3 separate regions of the Homo sapiens genome follow, and all the other regions are linked to region 1. A link is a contact called in ENCODE Hi-C or POLR2A ChIA-PET data. All regions are on one chromosome and are shown on one strand. The core of a region is the stretch at or near the end of the contact, and the rest is flanking DNA. Distances in the headings are between cores, read along the strand shown.

Region 1 (3,342 bases), core at 620-3,119:
CCCTGTTTTTGCCTTCATATACCTCACAACAGTCTTATTTGTCTGTGTTCCACTCTAAATGAGACCCACACCTCATTTATCTATCTCTAGCTCCTGGTTCAGTCCCTAACACAGAATAAGTACTTAATCATTTTTATTGAATAAAAGAATAATTGAATTGCCCATTTCCGTTTCTGGAATACACAGTGTCTCAGGACGCCCTTCTGTGAATTTCTGATCAATGAATCCTATGTTAGAAAGAATAGATGACTCTAGACCTCTCAAAAGGACTTTCAAATACAGAAAGAAGTTCAGGTCCGCCCAGGAGATTGGGCGACCAAGATACAATTAACCATGAGTCAAACACTGGCTTGTGCACTTTAGTATGTATTTTCTCATTTAATCTTCCTAACAACAGTTAAGTGTAAGTCTTGTTTTCTCCATCTTATAGATGAATACGCTGTTCAAAGCCCAAGCAGCAGGGAAGTCTTAGAGTTGGGGAACTCATTTCCAGATTTTTTTTTTTTTCAAGACAGTCTCACTCTGCCCCCAGGCTGGAATGCAATAGTGCAATCATGGCTCACTGCAGCCTTGATCTCCTGGGCTCAAGCAATCCTCCCACCTCAGTCTCCCCAATAGTTGGGACCACAGGAATGCAATCATGCCTAGCTAATTTTATTCTATTTTTTTTTTTTTTTTTTTTGTAGAGTTGGGGTCTCAACTATACTTTCCATGCTAGTCTTGAACTCCTGGCTTCAAGTGATCCTCCTGCCTTGGCTTCCCAAAATGCTGAGATTACAGGTATGAGCCATCATGCTCAGTTCATTTCCAGGTCTTTTTTTTTTTTTTTGAGACAAAGTCTTGCTCTGTCTCCCAGGCTGGAGTGCAGTGGTGTGATCTCAGCTCACCGCAACTTTTGCCTCCTGGGTTCAAGCAACTTTTCTGCCTCAGTCTCTCAAGTAGCTGGGATTACAGGCACCCACCACCAGGCCCAGCTAATTTTTTTGTATTTTTAGTACAGACAGGGTTTCACCATGTTGGCCTAGCTAGTCTTGAACTTCTGACCTCAAGTGATCCACCCGCCTCGGCCTCCCAAAGTGCTGGAATTACAGGTGTGAGCCACCACGCTCGGCCTTTTTCCAGGTCTTTATGATTCTAAATTCCTGTTCTCTTTTCATATAGCATGAATGCACAACTTCTTTTTCTTTCTCTAGGAGGATCTGGGTGAGGGGAACATTTCTGGTTTGTCTTTTGAAAGAAATAAATGCAGATTATTGAGACCTACAGGAGCCTAGGTCTGTCTGGGTTTGCAGTACAAGGTGATCCTGACCCTCCCCGACTACAGTATTTACTCATGAAGTTCAGATTCAGAGAAAGAGGTTGACCTAGAGAAGATGGAGCAAACCTGGACCAAGGAGACACTTTTGACAAGACTTTTCTATTTGGTTTAAGCCTCTACAAACCGATATCATTGTTTTTAGTACAGCATGCACTAATTGCATCGATATTTTATTTTTGGCTAGTTCATGTTGCAGATATTATTTAACAATATAAATAAATATGTCCCTTCATTTTGGATGCATTATACACATCTTTCCTGAGTTCTTGAATACAGTGATGAGCAGAATTGAACAGGTGCATTTCCATCTATGTGGCCTTAGGATTGTTTCTGCTAGAGTAGAATGAAGTTTGGTAGTTTGGTCAATGACCATAATACCACTCACCTATCCAGTCTGTCTCTCTCTGGCACATTAGCACTGCCCTTTTCCCCCAGGGAAGTCCACTTTAGTCCACTGGAATTTGTGAAACCAGCTGCACCTTGGCAAGCCCTGGCCTGGGATTAATTTGGCAGGGAGGTTATTCTGAGAAGTCTCTGACTCATAACTTTGGGGCTAACTCTGAGTACCAAGCCCCAGCCCTGCCCTCTTTTGATTTTTCTCTGTGCTGATTCATTCTGGGTTGGGACTTTATTGTCAGCAGTCATAATTGTATATGGGTGGAACTTGGTTTTTAAATATGGCAAGGAGCCAAGTCTAGGGCTTCTGCTAGCTTTGTTATTAATTGTGTCATTTTTTATTAACTGAAAAAAGGAAGAAAAGAAGGGATGATAGGAAGTAGAGAAAAAGGAAGTAAAAAAAAAAGAAATATCCCACTGACCCAAGCTGAAACCTATTCTCTTCCACCTTCTATATTTTCTCCAAGCCCTTGGAAAGACTTGTCCTGAATCTTGCTCACATGAGAAGAAGCCAAGTGCAGTAGAAAAAGTACAGCCGGGCACAGTGGCTAATGCTTGTAATCCTAGCACTTTGGGAGGCCAAAGTGGGCGGATCACCTGAGGTCAGGAGTTCGAGGCCAGCCTGGCCAACATGGTGAAACCCCATCTCTACTAAAAATACAAAAATTAGCCAGGCGTGGTGCTGCCTGCCTGTAATCCCAGCTACTCAGGAGGCAGAGGCAGGAGAATCACTTGAACCCAGGAGGTCGAGGTTACAGTGAGCAGAGATCATGCTCTCCAGCCTGGGTGACAGAGCGAGACTCTGTCTCAAAAAAAGAAAAAGAGAGAGGATAGATTTTGGGGTTAGCATATCTGAATAATTGTATGATCATAGGCAAGTTATTTAAACCTCTTTGAAACTCTGTTTCCCAATCTGTAAAACAGCAATAATATTTACTTTTAGGGTTGTCATGATGGTTAGAAATATTCTGTATAAATTGTCTGGTACATTAAAAAGCATTAATAACTTGAAAATATCATTGTTATAGCTATTTTTATTTTTATTTTTATTTTTATTTATTTATTTATTTTTGAGACGGAGTCTCCCACTGTCGCCCAGGAGCGCAGTGGTGCAATCTCAGCTCACTGCAAGCTCCACCTCCTGGGTTCAAGCCATTCTCCTGCCTCAGCCTCCCGAGTAGCTGGGACTACAGGCTCTCGCCACCATGCCCAGCTAATTTTTTGTATTTTTTTAGCAGAGACGGGGTTTCACCGCGTTAGCCAGGATGGTCTCGATCTCCTGACCTCATGATCTGCCTGCCTGGGCCTCCCAATATGCTGGGATTACAGCCGTGAGCCACCGCGCCCGGCCAATATCTGAATAATGGTATGATCATGGGCAAGTTATTTAAACCTCTTTGAACCTCTGTTTCCCAATCTGTAAAACAGCAATAATATTTACATTTAGGGTGTCATGATGGTTAGAAATATTCTATATAAGGTGTCTGGCACATTAAAAAGCATTAATAACTTGCAAATATTATTGTTATAGCTATTTTTATTAAGGGATCCTTTGAAACAGTGAGAATGTAGCCTCGCAGAATAGACTGAAAGTTTAAATTTCATTCCTCTGAAATTGTGGCAGAATG
Region 2 (3,342 bases), core at 282-2,781, 310 kb before region 1:
GTGAAGAACACGTTGTAAGCATATACTCTCATATTTCTAGATAAGCATAAAACCTTATAATTAGACCCACATAGTAAAATAAGGCAGTGAAGAAGCGGGTGAGAGCACAGGCCTTGTGGTCAGACAGACTTAGGTTAAAGTCTGCTCCTGCTACTTAACAGCTGCTCAGTTTCAGAGAAGTTACTTAGCTTTTCTGAGGCTTAGTTTTCTCATCTGTAAAATGGGGATCATTAGAGTATCCATTCTTTACAGTGGTTCTGTATCCCTCATAGCATCTAACAATGTTTCAAACTTAGTAAGTACTTAATAAATATCTGCTGGATGCATAATCACTTAAAAATAATTTCACTGGAAATATCAAACTACATACAATACTTGTTCTTTGAAAATCTAAATATTTCTTCATACAGATATAGTAGAATATCAGTAATAGTATTCTGATTTTACTTTATTTATTATTATTTTTTTTTAGACAGAGTCTCACTCTGTCACCCAGCTGATGTGCAGAGGCATAATCTTGGTTTACTTACTGCAACCTCTGCCTCCAGGTTCCAACAATTCTCCTGCCTCAGACTCCTGAGTAGCTGGGATTACAGGTGCGCGCCACCACGCGCAGCTAAATTTTGTATTTTTAGTAGAGATGGGGTATCACCATGTTGGTCAGGCAGGTCTCGAACTCCTGACCTTGTGATCCGCCTGCCTCGGCCTCCCAAAGTGTTGGGATTACAGGCGTGAGTCACCGCACCCAGCCTATTTTTATTTTTGAGACAGAGTCTCACTGTGTCGCCCAGGCTGGAGTGCAGTGGCATGATCTCGGCTCATTGCAACCTCTGCCTCCCAGGTTCAAGCGATTCTCCCGCCTCAGCCTCCTGAGTAGCTGGGATTACAGGGGTGCACCACCACGCCCAGCTAATTTTTTGTATTTTTGGTAGAGACAGGGTTTCACCATGTTGGCCAGGCTGGTCTTAAATCCCTGGGCTCAAATGATCCACCCATCTCAGCCTCCCAAAGTGCTGGGATTATAGGTGTGAACCACCAGGCCTGGCCTCTGATTTTAAATAATTGGAAATTGAGATTCAAGTAAAGTGTCTTAAGATCACAAACAAAACAACAGTGTATCTGGAAAGAAGCCTAAATCTCTTCCCTATCCTCTTCTAAGATGATAGTGATTCTACATGAACGTAAAGGTAACTGAAATTTGATAATTTAACTCTCTCAGTAAATTCACAGCAGCTTTGAGACCATGTAATCCAACCACCTGCAGAAGTTCCTGGTACAACATCCCTGAAAGACAGTCATCTAGTGTCCACTAGCACACTTCTGGTGATAAGAGCCCATTCCAATTGTTAACTGACTTTATCATTAATCCTTTCCCTTCACAGAATGAAATCTGCCTCCTTATGACTCACATATTGAAAGGGAAGCAGTGAAAAATCCGTTACTAGCATGAACTTGACTCACTTAGGCCAGACTTCTGATTATTTAGAGCTTGTTTCATGTGTAACCATGGCAGCTGAGGCAAACAGTTGCTATGTTTCAAATACAACTGTGAGGTCTAAAAAATGACCTCAGTGAAAGGCAGAGACTTTTAACAGGAAGTTGGCTACAGGCAACTCGTCTAGATCAGAGTGAAACAAGCAGCTCAAATGCCTACTCTGAGGTTCCATACAAGATAAAAACTATGGGTAAGTAGAGATTCCAGGAAGGCTAAGCATAGCAAGGCACTAAAACAACAACTTTATCTAGAAAGACTGAATCAGAAAGTCCACTTCAGAAAGACAGTCCATTTTAGAAACACATCAGTAGTAGTAACGTCTTACTAAAATGCAGGGTTATCTGTCAAATTCCCGGAAATATCCATCTTAGAAAAGGTATCACATAAATAATATTAAGAAAATTAAATCATTCTTATTTCCTCCTTGAAAACTCACCTACTCCAAAAACCTGGAAAAAAGCAGAGAAATTAATAGCCAGGAACTCTTGAGTTTAATACTGTTCAGCTAATAGCCACTTACACGGCCTTAGGCAAGTCATTTAAATGAGCTGGAGCTAAATCTGAAGGGATATGTCAGTCTTGGCCTATGATTCTGTTTACAAATCCACAATTTTGGTATTTTACCTCATCTTGTAAATGATTTCCAAAGGATTCTATAAATTTGAAATGCAATTTATTTTAAAGATTTTTTCACTGTTTATTTACCCTTAGCAAAGCTGTGCTCAGTAGCCATCCAAGAATTGTTCCTATTTTTTTCTTCCTTTCTCTGTTACCATTAGGCTGAGTAAATCTAAATCACTTGCTTCAACAAGCATATTCTTCATATTCTTATTTTTTCTAACTCCTTCTGAAGTATCAGAACAAGTAGAAAAATTTTTAAAAGGGGCAAAATTCACTCTTCAACTGATTTTCATTATGCCTAAATCTCTTTATTTGTCTGGTCTCACACAAGCATAAGTGTTACAATAATTACTAAGATAATCCTTCAGTGTCAAGTTTATATTTGGTCATGTTAGTGCTTCATAGTAGGATGCAATAAAAATTTAAACTTCTACACAAAGTCCTACTCAGCAAATCAAGGAAGAGGTTGTCAATGTTTTTGTTTAATTAGAAATGTATCATTAGATTCTTGCCTCAAACTCCAGTCATCTATTCAAAAACAGTTTTTTTTTAAATTGTAAGTGTTTCATTTGGAGGAAATAAGATGCATCCCAGAATGCTTTCGTAAATTAATCAGTCTTCTGACCCAAGAGGAAGAGAAAAGACTTGCAGTGAGGTACAATGATATAAAAGCAAATAATTTGAATTCTCAACTCAAAAGCTCCCCAAGGGATTGTCAAAAGTGGTAAGTGATAATGAGGACATCCAGAAGATGAGAACTAAGAAGTCACTTTGATTTGGCTGACATGGAAATCCATGACCTTCAAGACAGGAGTTTCAAGAGACTGGTAGCAGCAGAAATTAAGAGATGATTAGATGGTGATAAAGAGAAGGCAAAGGCCAGGCACAGTGGCTCACACCTGTAATGCCAGCACTTTGGGAGACTGAGGCAGAAGGATCACTTGAACTGGGGAAGTTGAAGCTGCAGTGACCTGTGATGGCACCACTGCACTCCAGTATGGGCGACAGAGTGAGACCCTGTCTCTAAATAAGTAAATAAATAAATAAAATTTTAAAAAGAGAAGGCAGGGAGCATAGATGCTCTCTTAAGAATTCTGGTAGGCATCAGAGTGAACAGGCGACCTACAGAAGGCAGAAAATTTTTGCAATCTACCCCTCTGACAAAGGGCTAATATCCAGAATCTACAAAGAACTTAAAAAAATTTACAAGAAAAAAAAAACTCCAT
Region 3 (3,342 bases), core at 629-3,128, 260 kb before region 1:
GTTTCTATGCACACTAACTGGGTCTTGAATTGTGGGTCTGCTACTTCATTTGCCTGTTTTCTTACTATTCCAGACCCTTCTAGCCCCCCACTCTATCTAACATTCTCAGGGACAGACTTACTTCAGAATGCATTCTCTCACCTGAGACATTCTCTTACTTGGATCATGAATGATTTGGGAGGGAAAAGGATGAGGAACTGAGGGAAGCAAAAAGCAGAAAGGAGTGAAGAAACAAAAGAAAAAGGGATTAAAAAAAAAAAAGGATTTCTCTTTCTAGGAGCTGCTGACATTTTCCTTGAGTTGTCCAGAGTAGTCCTTAGCTAGGCTGTGAAAGCAGTGGCTCAAATACCACAACAGAAGGGGAGAGGAGAGATTTAACACCTACATTTCTGTTGACATTGCAAACAAAGTTGGTGAAAAGGTTTTTCAGGAGCTAAAAAACGGATATAGAAAAAGGGTATAGATGAGTTGCTGTGTCCTCAGGCCAGATATTCAAGTTGCTGACCAGCTTAAAGGAGGGAAATACAGCAAACCCTGCTAAGAAGACTGTAAACGTCTTCCTCAACTTTCTATTAATACACCCCAGCTACATACAGGCTTTATTCTGAAATAAAAGCCATAAGGTTTTATCTCCCTATTCCTCACTGGTTCATCCGAGGAATGAAGGCGGACAACCCCTCCCCTTCTCGTGCCCCAAGTGAGCCTTGGCTCTGTAGTGGTACCAACATGTGCAGTGAAACAGATGTTGCTTTTCATTACAAATGAGGCTACAAAACAGTAGAAACAAGACGATTTGACAGAGATTTAAAAGTTGTAAATAAAATTCTTGCTCAGGCTTATCAAAAGCATGGGAACTTGACCAGAGATTTACAAATACTTCCAAACTATGTGGTCTAGGGCACAGACAGAAAGAGCCTTTAGGCTTGAATGTATAGATAAACTGATACTTTATTATCTTTTCTGTAAAAGCTTTCACCAAGCTAGAATGTAGAACTCGCCCTTCTTCTTTTTTTGAACACAGAGCTGCCTCCCCTCTGTCCTCAATATGGTTTGTTCCTCACTGCCACTCCCTTCTGTTTTAATTAGAATCAAATGATTCCTGCTTCCAAGGTTCCCAGGCATCTGTCTCTCTAGGGATCAGAGATGGTTTAATCACCATTAAAACCCTCCTACCGGCTGGGCGCGGTGGCTCACGCCTGTAATCCCAACACTTTGGGAGGCCAAGGCAAGCAGATCATGAGGTCAAGAGATCCAGATCGTGGCCAACATGGCGAAACCCCCATCTCTACTAAAAATACAAAAATTAGCCAGGCATGTTGGCACATGCCTGTAGTCCCAACTATTCAGGAGGCTGAGGCAGGAGAATCGTTTGAACCTCGGAGGCGGAGGTTGCAGTGAGCCAAGATCGCGCCACTGCACTCGAGCCTGGCAACAGAGCAAGACTCCGCCTCAAAAAACAAAAAACAAAAACAACAACAACAACAAAAAAGCTTTTCTACCCTATCCCTGTCCAGTGACTTACATGCAGATAATTTATAACAATGTAACAGATATTTTGTGACTTCTAGTGGAGGCAAGCAAAATAAATAGGTAACAAGGTGTCTGTCTTCAGGAAGTTTTTAGGAGAGAGAAACTTGTTTCAAAATAATATAATTTTCTGAAAGAGCCTAGATTACTGTTTGAGACATAAAGACTAACCTTTTTATTTCTAACTTCTGGCTTTGTGCCACAGGCTGGAAAGCTAGATTTCCTGCTCTTTCTGCATATTAAAGGACAATTCCTTACATATTCTGTTCCTTGTTGGAGGACAAATACCCTGGGTGGGAAACAAATGCTCTGGGTGGAAAAAAGAGTCTGTGTTGCTTTCCCCTCTGGATCTGCTCAGCACTCCCCAACAGAAGACAGAATCTGCAGTCTTGTGCTTTTGCAGTTGATGTGACAATTCCAAGTTTTTATCAAAAACATCTGGAACCATTGAACAGTAATTCTGCCAGGATTTTGAAATACAGCAACCAATCATTTCATATCTAAACCAGAGCTGAGAGTTACAAATTTAAAGGAGGTTCTGAGTTTATTTCCCTTTTCTTTTAATTTGGGGAACCTGTAGTAAAATATTTTATTATTTACAGCCATACTACTTAACAGTAGTTACTTACAGTATTAATTGTCTTTCCTTTCTTTCTGCAGCCTCCATCCTGCCCTCTATCCACACAAATGGTCCCAGATTCTTTAAAAACAACCAGTGCTTTTAATCTGTCTCATGCCACAGGGCCAACATGCAATTATTAAAGATTCCAGAAAATGAAATATAAAAATATTTTATACATCTTAATTTAGCTATAGCATTTGTGTTCATGAATTAAATTTTCATTTGATTTACTTAACTACAAGATCTAGCACCTTACCAAATTGTTTAAGCATTCTTATGGGTCAACACTGTGGCTGCTTTAGTTCCAGTTAGGGCAGAAGCCCATCTGGAGTCTCACAGCAAAGTTTCTGAATTAGGACACCACCTAGTGGGGGATGCTGAAGACCCAAACAGAACACCAAAGGCCAGTGAATATTTTTGTGGGGGTGTGGGGATAGGGGTAGGGCTCATCTTCTGCTACTATGTATTTTTTCCTGAAACCCCAAAGTGAACATAAAGTAGCAGCATGTGAATGGACACTGGTTAATGACTCATCAATGATCAATTTTACTCTCTGCAGAGAACACAAGGTACTAAGTGAAAATCAAGGGTTCTTTGTCTTCCTAGGTGTGCCATTATCTCACTGAGCAACTTGGGAGATACTAGTTTGACCCTCTGGACCAAGATTTCCAGAATGGAAAAATTAGAGATTCAACGCTAGGTCATATCTGAAGATCCTTCTTGCTCTAATATTATATACTGCCAGTCTGAGACTAGGAAGTTATCACATGCCATATAGTTCATGGGATACGGTAGTTTCAGAGGAGAAAGAAAAAGGAATTGAGACATTCTCTTAAAACTTGCAGAAAACATTATTCCTGCATAATGACACTTTCTACCTTTGTTCTTCACATGAAATGGGAAGGAAGGAAAAGTTTACCACAGTCAACAATTTTCATTAATCTAAACTTAAATATAGTGATCCATCCAGAGTTACACATATGTTGGTGGTAAAATGTATTAGAATACAGATAAAACATTTAGCCTCCACTTGAGCAACTCCTGTCTGCTTAGATAATAGACTGCTTCAAATAAGACAAATGAATATTTGAGAGGTGAAAGAAGAAAATACTTTACAATGGCTGCAAAGGATCGTCTCCAATTAGGCTTTCCTTGTACTATGGCTCCAGGAGAAGCAGGTCTACTGTTCCCTC

The links. Hi-C counts contacts between places; a loop is a spot of excess contacts on that map. ChIA-PET counts read pairs that join two places held with the same protein, here RNA polymerase II (POLR2A). Pooled maps may share reads with other maps.
Region 2: a pooled map shows a loop between it and region 1 (10-fold over the local background). The contact joins two enhancer-like sites. A Hi-C loop is called at or near these places in 6 of 50 pooled maps. POLR2A ChIA-PET finds 5 or more read pairs at or near these places in 3 of 52 experiments (Panc1, activated T-cell and endothelial cell of umbilical vein).
Region 3: a pooled map shows a loop between it and region 1 (2.0-fold over the local background). The contact joins two enhancer-like sites. A Hi-C loop is called at or near these places in 1 of 50 pooled maps. POLR2A ChIA-PET finds 5 or more read pairs at or near these places in 2 of 52 experiments (AG04450 and BJ).

Annotation. Positions count from the first base shown.
Region 1 is chr15:85,356,683-85,360,024 of GRCh38, reverse strand. No RefSeq gene overlaps it. Among named protein-coding and RNA genes, the nearest start is that of MIR7706, 22 kb to the left of the region's middle. Within about 2 kb of position 1,869, at least 12 of the 41 ENCODE cell types and tissues checked have a DNase peak (open chromatin) inside an H3K27ac peak, as active enhancers do.
Region 2 is chr15:85,666,365-85,669,706 of GRCh38, reverse strand. All of the region lies in intron 13 of AKAP13 (A-kinase anchoring protein 13), which reads right to left. Among named protein-coding and RNA genes, the nearest start is that of LINC02883, 91 kb to the left of the region's middle. RefSeq lists an enhancer at 1,450-1,619. Within about 2 kb of position 1,531, at least 22 of the 41 ENCODE cell types and tissues checked have a DNase peak (open chromatin) inside an H3K27ac peak, as active enhancers do.
Region 3 is chr15:85,615,372-85,618,713 of GRCh38, reverse strand. The region is part of intron 8 of AKAP13 (A-kinase anchoring protein 13); the gene reads right to left. Among named protein-coding and RNA genes, the nearest start is that of LINC02883, 140 kb to the left of the region's middle. RefSeq lists an enhancer at 584-753 and silencers at 2,422-2,471, 2,532-2,581. Within about 2 kb of position 1,878, at least 5 of the 41 ENCODE cell types and tissues checked have a DNase peak (open chromatin) inside an H3K27ac peak, as active enhancers do.